Linked DNA regions of Homo sapiens: region 2 is linked to region 1. The links are chromatin contacts, found by Hi-C or POLR2A ChIA-PET in ENCODE. All regions are on one chromosome and are shown on one strand. The core of a region is the stretch at or near the end of the contact, and the rest is flanking DNA. Distances in the headings are between cores, read along the strand shown.

Region 1 (5,717 bases), core at 2,361-4,860:
TTCAAAAGATGGGCTTTGAAATTAATGTCTAGTTTTGCATGTGGCTTGGTTAATATCTATTTGGGCTGCTTTAACAAGCACTGGGTAGCTTAAAAACAACAGAACTTTATTTCTCACAGTTCTGGAGACTGGGAAGTCCAAGATCAAGATGCCAGTATATTCAGTTTCTGGTTTGGGCTTATTCCACATAGCCAGTGTTTTCTTGCTGTGTTCCCACATGATGGAAGGGGCAAACAAGCTCTTTAGCCTCTTTTATAAGGGCACTAATCTCATTCATGAGGGCGGAGCCCTCACAACCTAATCAGCTCTTAGAAACCTCATCTCTCTTTTTTTTTCCTTTTTTTTTTTTTGAGACAGGGTCTTGCTCTGTTGCCAAGGCTGGAGTGCAGTGGCGCAATCTCAGCTCACTGCAACCCCTGTCTCCCAGGCTCAAGCGATCTTCCCACCTCACTTACTGAGTAGCTGGGACTATAGGTACATGCCACCATGCCTAGCAAATTTTTTGTATTTTTTTTAGAGATGAGTTTTCACCAGATTGCCCAGGCTGATCTTGAACTCCTAGGCTCAAGCAGTCTGCCCCCCTCAGCCTCCCAAAGTGTTGGGACTACAGGTGTGAGCCACTGTGCCCAGAGGCTCCACCTCTTAATACTATTGCAGTGGGGATTAGGTTTCAACATAGGAATTTTGGGTGGACACCAACATTCAGACCATAGCAGTTATATTATAATTCTCAAAAAACTGTATAAAGATTACATTCCTGAAATTGACGCAGTTTTTTTTTTTTTTGGATTTGATACGTTAAATGTTGGTTGGTGATAACACATCGATTTTCATTATATAGTAGTAGGATGTAGGCATGCTTTGCATTTCCATTTAATGAATTGTTTGTGTTTAAAAGATGTCTTCAGACCCTCCAAGCATATGTGTTTGATACAAGCTTTTTCATATGTGTTTCTTAGAACAGATAAGAATTGTTTCTAAACATCCAAACAAGCCAAGATGGGAATCAGGATTGTATGAGTAGGATCTGATTTTGTCTTTATAGAAGACTTAATCTAAAAGAATTTTCCAAAAGAATTTTCCACAAGGAAAAGCTCTTTGGTTTTTCACTATAGTACTATAATTTTGTTCAAATTGTTATTGAATAAAATAAGCAACAATGACAATATTAGTTCTTGCAGGAGTACTAAATACTATTGGCAGTTATGTTAATGGGTTCTTCCTATTGTTTGTAATGCCTTTTTGTCTTTTATCTGTTTGTGGAATTCCTTTTATTCCTCAAGTTCTAGGTGAAATCTCCATGAACTGTTTCTCTGCCAGGGCAGAGTTGATTGCTTTTCCTCAGTGGTCCCATTATTGCTCTAAATTATCTATTATGGATATAGATATTTATTATGTCTATTATTTATTACAGCCATATAACAGTGTATTATAATGGTATATGTGTCTGTTTCTTTTTTTTCCAGCAGATAGTGAGTTCTTCACGGGCAGAAATAATACCTTCCTCAATTTTTAAATGTAAGCTTCCAAAATAGAACCCAGTATATACCAGGTTCTTTAGTTGGGAAAGTAGACAAACAAAATACAAACAAAATGTTCTGTTGTTCATTTGTAATAATCCCTACTGTTGGGCAAACTTTGATGGTGTAAATAAAGCCAATATGTTTGAAAATTTTATATAGTTCCACTAGATGTAATAAAGAGATTGATTAAAGATCCAACAAGTTAAATTAAACAGTATTACACTTTCGACTGTGCTAATAAGACATTTTTGAAAGATTAGATTATGCTTTATTCTAAGAAAAGACAATATCATGAATCCTGCTTTATTAATACCTAAATATGTTATATCACCTTTGGTTAGTTTTGTGTGGCAGAAAGGATACAGAAAAGTAAGAATAGAAAGAAATTTTAATATGCTGTACTTTTCCCTGTAATTTTGTAAACTCACATTTCATATGTACAATAAAAATAACTCTATACCTTTATTAAAACTTCAATATCTTCATTTATATTGAGAGTGGTAGCAACATAAAATTGAAACCTGAGAGTTGTGAAGGATATAAAGTCATGTTTTAATAGAGAAACTAAATTGCTCCTTCAAAGAGCCTATAAAACTGAAAAGCATTCATTATAAATGTAATAAAAACTTATGAGTTCAATTTTATTAAAACTACACCCAGTTTCCTGGAGGGACTGGATCATTTAGAGGTAAACCACTGATGCTTTATGTCTAGCAGCATACTTTATGTGAGATAAGACATCTACTGAAATGAGGTTGATGGTTTTAACATGATCCCTAATGCACATGCACTCATAAGATTGTAATTTTAACTTTAGCAGAGTTTGCTGCTTTTGATAGTAAATTATTTACTGCTCAAAGCTCCTTCACCAAAAAACAGAATGATAGTGAAAGATAAAGCTTATGCTTCTTCTAATTGGTTTGTTATATCAGACTAACATTCTGTAAACTTCTTACTCAAATCAAATTATATAGGTTAACATTGTTACAGGAGAATAACTTTAGTGATTACCATTGGCTTTTCTTTTTCTATTCAGACATAGTACTGTTTTTAATGTGTTAAGGAGAATCATTTTTAGTTTTGGCTTCTTTTAGTGTTTTCAACTTTTACATATTTCATATTTGATGCTATTTTACATGTTCCACGTACATATTTTAATTAACTGTGGTTGTATTGCTGACAGTGTGTGAAGGTGCAAAAGGAAATTACAGGGAACTGACAGGTTGTCCAGTTACTCTTAGTTTTAGAATCAAAGAACTTTAAATAGAAATACTCGCATACTTAAATGAGAGAATTGAAATATTTGAGTTAATATACATTATATGTAGGCTGTATTTATTTATTCGGAAATGAGGCAGGTTTTTTTGTAAAATGGTGGCAGAATAAAAATGTGTTTATTTCAATCCCTTTCTTGAAACCTACTTCACAAATACATGTAAATTAATGAAAAAAAAATGGACACAAATTATAACAGCCCCACTAGGAAATGCAGTTCGAAAATGTAGTGACTGACATAGCTATCAAGTTCAGTGGAATTTAGTCCATATTGAGGGAGGACATTGGGAGCTGAAACAGTTTTCCAGATCTCTACCTGTTTGTATATATCTCTGAAAATGCATATATTCTCCACTCAAACATTCAATTCAATTGGTAGTTTTTGGTAAATATTGAAGAAGTTTACATTATTTTTGGGAACTTAGAATCTAAAGAAAGAGAAAGATATGACAAGGGCATTATAACTCTAAGGCCAGATATAAGTATGATGGAAGAACAGAGTTCCAGAATGAACGAGTCCTAATAACAGAGGAGAATTGGGAAAAATGCTTCATAAAGGAAGTAGCATTTGCAAAAGTATTGAAAGAAGGATAAGATTTTGGTAGGCAGTTATGGTGGAAAAAGGCATCATTTGTAGAAGTAGCATGAATCAAAGCAGAAATTATCAGGGCGTGTTTAGGGAATAGTTATGGATTCCAGTTTGATTGCAGCATGTGATACATGCTGGAAAGTATGAATCACTGCTTCACAAGGAGCTGTGGTTAACCAGAGTGACCTGGTACACCCATGTTGTAGGAACTTTGAGTTCATTATGTAAGTTGATCCACACAGCAGCCCATAGGGTAATAATAACTGCTTGTACGGGTTAGGAAAATAAGACTCAGAACTTGCTTAAAGTCACTCTGCTATTGAGTAGTTGAGCCAGGAATATGACCGAGAGCCGTTCTGACCTGTGTTGTTACTCACAGTATTATATGATTCTAAGGGCAGATCTGGAGCCATATTTAGAGGAATTGTCACATCAGATCAAAACTTCAGCCAGTTTATGCAGACTAGAGAGAGCATTTTTTTCTTTTTTCAAAATGAGTAAAAGAAAGTCTGTCTTTATTTTCCCATTAGTAATTGCATTCTTGTGTCCTGGAGGACAGGAAAAGAATACATGGCTTCAAAATGCCATCTTTGGAATCCTTGGTGAAAAAGTGTAATTAAAACCCAGATGTCCCTAGATTTAGATTATCTATGTACTCTTCATTCTTCTGTGCAATATTATCTGTCTACTGATTTCTAAATTATATTTAGTCAATGTTTTTTCCTCCTTCTTTGTTATTGTTGCTTACTGTAAGGTATATCTTTGCTTTAAATCCCTACTAATGTGTGACAATTCTAAAGTCTGAAGGAACTTTTAATTTGAAAGTAATTGCCTAGCATCAAGAGTAATTTTCAAAGGAGCAAAATTATTTTAAACATTTTAAACTGCAATTTTAGTCTTTAGAATTAGATGGATTTGTCATTTGATAGAATGTAATAGTATTGAGTGAACACACTGAAAGCTATCGCATTGTATAGTAGTTCTGCTGAGTTTTAAAATATAGTTGTTTTTCCCATCCTTCCAGCTGATACTTCCTTAACTGATGACAGATGGTACTTTGGTTTGTTGAAGCCCAATTCTATGATTATTTTATCTTTGATTGCCTTTTTAAAGACGTATGGAGATATCTTCATCAAATAATTAGCTATATTACCTTGAGAATTATTTTACTATAAATACTTGGTTCATTTTTGTTTTGTTCTCTTCTGTTTGTTTTGAGATGGAGTCTCGCTCTGTTGCCCAGGCTGGAGCACCGTGGCGTGATCTCAGCTCACTGCAAGCTCCGCCTCCTGGGTTCACGCCGTTCTCCTGCCTCAGCCTCCCGAGTAGCTGGGACTACAGGCGCCCGCCACCACGCCCGGCTAATTTTTTGTATTTTTAGTAGAGACGGGGTTTCACCTGTGTTAGCCAGGATGGTATCCATCTCCTGACCTCGTGATCCGCCCACCTTGGCCTTCCAAAGTGCTGGGATTACAGGCGTGAGCCACCGAGCCCAGCCAATACTTTGTTCATTTTTAAAGGAATTTGTTGGCTTATGTGATCGTTGTAAGAGTTGGTACTTCCTCAACCTTTTCAGTATTTTCTGGGCCTCCGATTTTGTAAAATAACATAGCATTAATTCATGATGGCTTTGTGAATATAAGAGGATTCAAGAGAGTTCGTGGAAGTTTAGGGAAACTTCATAAACGAAAAACTGGAAGTAGCTCAAGTCAGCCTCAGTAAGGGCAAAATAAATTGATATACCTATTCAGCGAAATACTGCACAGCTCTGAGAACCAGTGAGTCAATTTTGTATGCCCTGTTAAAGAGTCGTGCCTAAGATATATTTTTACGTTACAAAAATGTAAAACTGCAAATAGTATGAGAGCGTTTACGTAAAGATCTTTAAAGCTATATGGATATATAAACAACAAACGTGCAGTGAAAAATTTTGAAGGAACCATTAACAATGATTATTTATGGGGAAAGAAGCTAGGAAAAATGATTATTTAAATTTAAATCATTTAAATTCTCATATTTTCATTTCCTATTTCGTGAAAGTGCTTTATTTTGTTTCTTCCTGTTTCTCCCACACTCACAATGAGCATGTATTGCTTTTATTAACTAAATAGTTTTTTAAAAAGTCCCTTTTATTTAGAAAATAGTGTATAGGAGACTCTTAGTGTCCTCCATAATCTTTTTGAATGAGACTTCATAATCTCCTAATTTACAATGATTGTAAGATGCTTTAGAGAAAATACCACATTGTTCTAGTTTAACACTCCTAGTGATGAATGGGTCACTTCATTGAATAATTTTTTTTTCTAGTTTGATTTTTATCGTTTGATTCT
Region 2 (5,717 bases), core at 946-3,445, 1.7 Mb before region 1:
TATTTTAAGTTAAATATTATACCAATAAGAATAGCTAGTTACGAAACAGCAGGAAATTCCACATATTTATTTAAAAAATAGACATGTTTTTAAAATCTCATTAATGACTTTGTAAATTGTAATACCTACCTTTGGTAAGGGTGCAATGAAATAAACACCCATAGGTACTAGTGGACATGGCATAAACTGCTACTATCTTTCAGAAAAGGCAATTTCATAATATACATCAAAACCCTAACATGTTTGACCCTTTGCTTCAGAAATTGAACTTTTAGGAATTTAGCCTGATGGAATGTATAATTAAAGAAATGGACAAATACTTGTGTGCAAATGTGTTTGTCATGACATTATCTGTAATACAAAAAAGCTGGAAAAAACATAAATCTACAATAACTGGGAATTGGTTAATGAAATAGTAGGCTATTCATACAATAGATTGCCACATAGGCATCAAGAAATATCCTATTTGAAATTAGTATATACAAACAAAGAAAAAATGTTAAGTTGTTATCTCTCAGTCCAGATGTCTTATTTTCTTTACTCTTTTCTGTATTTTCCAAATTTCCTTCAGTGAACATCTTCAGTTAAGAGGCCTTAAAAGTTCATTTGCTAGTATTATGCTGAAAAGTTCTTTTTTAAAAAATAAAACTACAGTTCAGCACAAGTGAAATTTAATGCTCTTTTTACTATCATTGTATCTTTCGAATATCTGCACCATTATTTGCCTTCCATATGTATTAAAATATGGAAAGAGCCAAAAGAGACATGTAATTCAAGCTCCCCTTTCTTCCCAAATGAAATTCCCCCAAATAAGACCACCATATTTTCAATTTATTAGGCACTTCCGCTTAACTTCTCTTCATAATTATAAGGAGTTCTTTTGAAGTTTATATGTCCTTGTCTTTGTGTTTGATCTGTCTCTTCACTGTGCTGTAGGGACACATCTTCCGCCTTTAAATTCCATCAATCTCCCTTCACCTCCCGCTTCTCCTGTGTCCTAGACAGTGTGTATAATTCTTTGCTCTTCAGCGTATTCAATATAAAGAAGGTAGCATATAAAACAGTTACATAATGCAAGCTTTATTCGTAGTTAGAAAATCATTATCAAAATGTTACCATTGCAATCATTTCCATAGACTGTCACGTAACCAACACCTGCAATGGGGAAGTGGTACACAATCCAACACAACTCATTAGGGGCTCTCAGTCTATTCAATCTCTGACACTCCAGCAGCCTCAGTACCACTTCAGGAGCCAATGCAGTCTACCTCTCTCCAGAGAGCAGTGTTCCACCTTTCTGGGACAGAAGTCAACAATCGCGTTCCCCAAGAGATGGAAAAGAAGTGGAGGAGGGTGAACAGGTTACCAAACCCACTTAGATACACTCCGCATAGACTAACTCTCCAAATTAAAGGACAGGAGGTCACCTGAGCTGACCATAAAAGCTCAGAGTGCTGATGCGAATAAGATCAGGGAAGGCTGCTTATTAACACCGTGGTCACTACAAAAGTTCTTGAGGGCATCTGCTGTGAGTTTTCCATCGTTCCTTATTGTCCTCCTGCATCTCCTGTTGCTTTTCTTGGCCCTCTCCTTTTCGCATTTTCTATGTCCTTTGCCCAGCAGTAGTACTGCAGGCATAAACCATTGTCGACCTGAGAATTAAATTAGCATTTGGTAGCCAGACCTCTCCTTGAGCCTTAGAATGCTTGTGTGCTTGAGGTCCCTGAAGTGTAACGTCATCTCAAAGCGCAAGTAACTAAAGGGAACCTACATGTGACAAGGTGCAGCGGAGGTTCAAGCAGAGCACCCTGGCCGCATCGCAACAGATTATAAAGTGTAGGGGATGAAAATGATGGAAGACATCAGAAAGCCGAGCTGTAAAAAAGCCCAAACTAAGCAAACTGAGACGCGCAAGCGCGTTGCTCACAGCTCGTCTCCCGAGGCCGAGCCACAGCGCCTGCGCACAGAATCCGGGGAGGGTGGGGAAGAGATGAGCACCCAGGCCTGGAGCTCCCACTGCCTCAGCCTCCCTATCCCCGCAAGCTCCGCCTCCTCCAGCTGCTCGCCTTCCCAAACAACCGGGTTCGCCGCCGGCGCTTTCTGCCCATTGGCCCTTAGCCTTTTCCGTTTCCGCCCAGCCCTCAAAATCCACCAATCAGTTTGCACTTTTGGGTGAGGGTCCACCTCCAAGGCTGTCGCTCCGGTTCCTCTGCCTCCTCTGGCTGCTGCCTCCGCAGCTCCCTCCTCCTACCCCACCTCCTCCATCTGGGGAGCGTCTGCGGGGGCCTGAGGGGCGGCGGCGGCGGCGGCGGCTGCGATATGGAGCCAGGGGCCGGCGGCCGAAATACTGCTCGTGCGCAGAGGGCCGGGTCCCCGAACACTCCGCCGCCCCGGGAGCAGGAGCGGAAACTGGAGCAGGAGAAGCTCTCCGGTGTGGTGAAGAGCGTCCACCGGCGGCTCCGCAAGAAGTACCGAGAAGGTAAACAGCGCGCTGAGTGAGGGAGGAAGGGGAGGCCTCATCACCCCCAACCGCTTGTCACCTCTTCCCTCCTCCAAAGAGGCCACCATTAAAATGTAAAGGATCTGCACGTCCCCCCAGCCGCTGCTGCTCTCCCGGGCCTGGTCTGAGCCCCCTAGTCGGCATCAGACGCGCTCCTCCCCGCCCCCTTTTCTTTGAGGGCCCTTCGGGAGAGTTCTAGGCCTGTAAAGGAATTGAGTCCCCACCCCCTCCAAGCCCCTGTCCCCAGCCGGGGTGCTGAGGTTGTTGTCTCGGCACACACAAACACATACACGCTCACAGAGGAGGTGGGGGTCGCTTTTTGCAAGAGACGCCGAGGTAAAACAAGACAGGTAAAATCCATTTGTAAAAGACGAAAAGAAACCTGAGTTGTCCCTCCTTTACGCTTGACCTACCGGCTGTACCATTTGCTTCCTTATCAGACCCCCTTCCTAGTACTTCATTCCTACAACCATGCCGAGCCTTCCTCGCATTGGCTTCCAGGGCTGGGAAGCCAGCAGGCCTTTTAGCTGACTGGACTTCACATTGTTAAAAGGGGGCGGGCTACACTCGTGGCCCCCACTCCCATTTCTTAAATACTTGGTCTTAACTGTTTATTTAGGCGATGAGGAAGAGATCTGGGCAGGTTCTGAAAATACCGTTTGTATTGGAAGCCTCCTAAAGACACCTGCCGATAAAGCCCACCCTCGGCTTCCATGGATGGGGTTCCGGTGAGAACCCCCTCTGTGGAAGCTCATAGGGGAAGAAGCCTTAGTGGCTTTTGCCTGTGCCTGAAGAGTGTTTATAGTTGGAGTCTACAGTTATCCTTGATATCTTTAAATATAGGCTTTTGTACACAGCTGTTTTATAAGATTTTGACAGTGAAAATTCTGTTTTCATAGGCTTGGGAGAGAGACTTCTCCTGAGTATCGAAATGAGGAAAGCTTTCCACTGGTTCTCATTTTAGCTTAATTGCAAACTGAAAAGTCAGCAGCCTTCTGGTGTTAGTCCTATACTTAGTTAATAATTTAGGATTAGAAGGAAAATTATGGCAGTGAAGGAATACAGACAGGTAAGATCATGTTACTGTTGATTTATACACACGTTTCAACTACTCTAGAAAGTTAAAACTAAGTATCCTTTGTTCTTTTGAATGTAGTTGATATGTTTCATTTTTCAAACTTTAAAGGTTTCTTTCCTTAGCAAATCAAGCTTAGCTTTTAATAGAGGCTGTTTAATCATCCCCAAATGGGGCTTGTAGTTATTGTTTAACAGATAGCAATAGAAAGAGTCTTATCAGACCTACTTAGGATGGTAAAATATGTTTTTTGAAAGAATGCTACCCAAACCCACAATTTAGTCAATAAAATGAGTAGTTACCATAGCAACAACTGCATCATTCTTGATATTCAAAGAATGCTCTTACATAATGGAATTCACTGTAGATTTTATGTTATTTGGAGAGATTAGGAAATAAATGGACACATTTTCCTGCAATTTATCCTGCTATTTTGTACAAATTTAAGTGCATCTTTCTAAAGAGAAAAATGACTAGCATAGAATTCCATTTCTATTTTTACCTTTTAATAATTTCATTATTCATTTATTCATAAATGAATAGGTTCCACTCAAATTAACACACTAATGTGGCATCTCTTCAAGTGCTGTTTATATGTGCTTAGTTCCCACATGTTTAACCATGTTTTAAGCCTGAGTATTAACCACAGGAACTCTTGTTTATGAGAATCGGAAGTTACCAGATCTAGAATAGATACATGGAGTTCATAAGTGAATGATCTAGTATGCTTCTGGGGAGTTAAAGTCCTGGCAGTTTAAACATTTGAATGAGACTATTCTTTAGGCGCTTTAATACCCTGAATTTCACCGGTGATCTAGACTTCTCTAGGCTTTGCTTGAATGATATACAAAGCCCCATCAGTGAATTAGCAGAATAAGTGATCCTAATGAGCATGCTCCTTCTACCTTTATTTCTGACATATAGGCTAAATATTAGTAGTAAAAAAGTCATCTGTGAAAAACTCTGTGCACATAATAATACTAAGGAAATAATTTTTAGTGTTTTACTTTGAGGACTTAGTATTGTGCTGATGGTCCCCAGTCTGTAAACATATTTTACAAGTTCATTTGCAAGTCAGCTGTTATTGTAATCTGAAGATTGCTTAAGTGCTAGATCAGTCTGCAAAGGCCCATTGAATCAATAACATACCTGAACTATAGCACCAATAACTATGGAAACTGTACCCCTTTTATCACAATTCTTCTACCAGCAAATGCAGTGAAAATTCCAGCTTAGGATCTTGGAGTTTTAGACTAGAAGGAACCTCTTAGCATTTAGCAGTGATTCCCAAACATGGCTGATCAGCAGATTCAACTGGGTGCCTCTTAGACAATTCCTGTATTCTACCTCAGATCTATAGTTTAAGATCCCTATTATTAGGAACTGGAAATTGTCAGCCAGATATTAGAGTGGTGATCTAATAGCTTCTTCATTTTACAGATAAGTGAGCGGAGTCCTAAAAATATTAAAATAACTTTCTTGATGCTTTGGTAGTTCATTATTAATACTATACATATTTTATGGGAATAATATAGGTTCCCCACCCCCAACTCCAAACCTAATATTAGTGACTCCAAATGTTAGAATAGGAGGGAAAATGAGAAGCAGGAAGTGGCCCTAGAATTTCCATTAGGTGAAAAGTTATAAATTGATGGGAATGGATGATCCATAGGATAGGTATGATTAGCTGAGTTGGGGCTATACAAGGTGAGGGTTTTTTGGGGAGAGATGGCAGGGAAGGAAATAAGTTAGGGTAGAATAAGGAGGCAAAACAGCCATTGAATATTAAGGACAGGATAGATAGTGACTGGGAGGTTGGAGAACAGAGCCTTCTTTTCCCTTATCTCTATTAGTGGAATTGAAAATAAAACAGGAAAAACAATGAAAATAAGTTGTGTTGTTCTTTTTTGCTGTGATAAGAAAAGATTTTTTTCCACTCTTCTCCAACCATTTGCCCAACTGATGCTAGTTGATGGTGATGAACAGGCTTGGGGTGGGGAAGGGTGAACAGGGTTGTAAAGAGTAGCAGGTAGGCTTAATGCACTCTTTTCGTTTACCACTTTTTCCTTCCCCAGTTTATGGCCTGCCTTGTTTCACCACTTAAGAGATGCTGTGCCAATTTGTCTAAAGGTAAAGTGAGAA

The links. A loop is a pair of places that touch in the nucleus more often than their neighbours do. ChIA-PET counts read pairs that join two places held with the same protein, here RNA polymerase II (POLR2A).
Region 2: a map of psoas muscle shows a loop between it and region 1 (7-fold over the local background). The contact joins the promoter of SAMTOR here to the enhancer-like site in region 1. A Hi-C loop is called at or near these places in 1 of 168 maps with a recorded cell type or tissue (psoas muscle). POLR2A ChIA-PET finds 5 or more read pairs at or near these places in 1 of 52 experiments (PC-3).

Annotation. Positions count from the first base shown.
Region 1 is chr7:111,196,349-111,202,065 of GRCh38, reverse strand. The region is part of intron 3 of IMMP2L (inner mitochondrial membrane peptidase subunit 2); the gene reads left to right. It overlaps LOC124901725 (a long non-coding RNA gene), which reads left to right. Exons shown (of 2, transcript XR_007060477.1): 1 at 1-5,717. Among named protein-coding and RNA genes, the nearest start is that of LRRN3, 110 kb to the right of the region's middle. Within about 2 kb of position 3,610, at least 4 of the 41 ENCODE cell types and tissues checked have a DNase peak (open chromatin) inside an H3K27ac peak, as active enhancers do; they include PC-3, where a contact is called at or near this core.
Region 2 is chr7:112,936,353-112,942,069 of GRCh38, reverse strand. It overlaps SAMTOR (S-adenosylmethionine sensor upstream of mTORC1), which reads left to right and starts at 2,195. Exons shown (of 5, transcript NM_152556.3): 1 at 2,195-2,479. The coding sequence starts at 2,320. RefSeq lists enhancers at 1,727-2,066, 1,721-2,237 and a silencer at 2,267-2,366.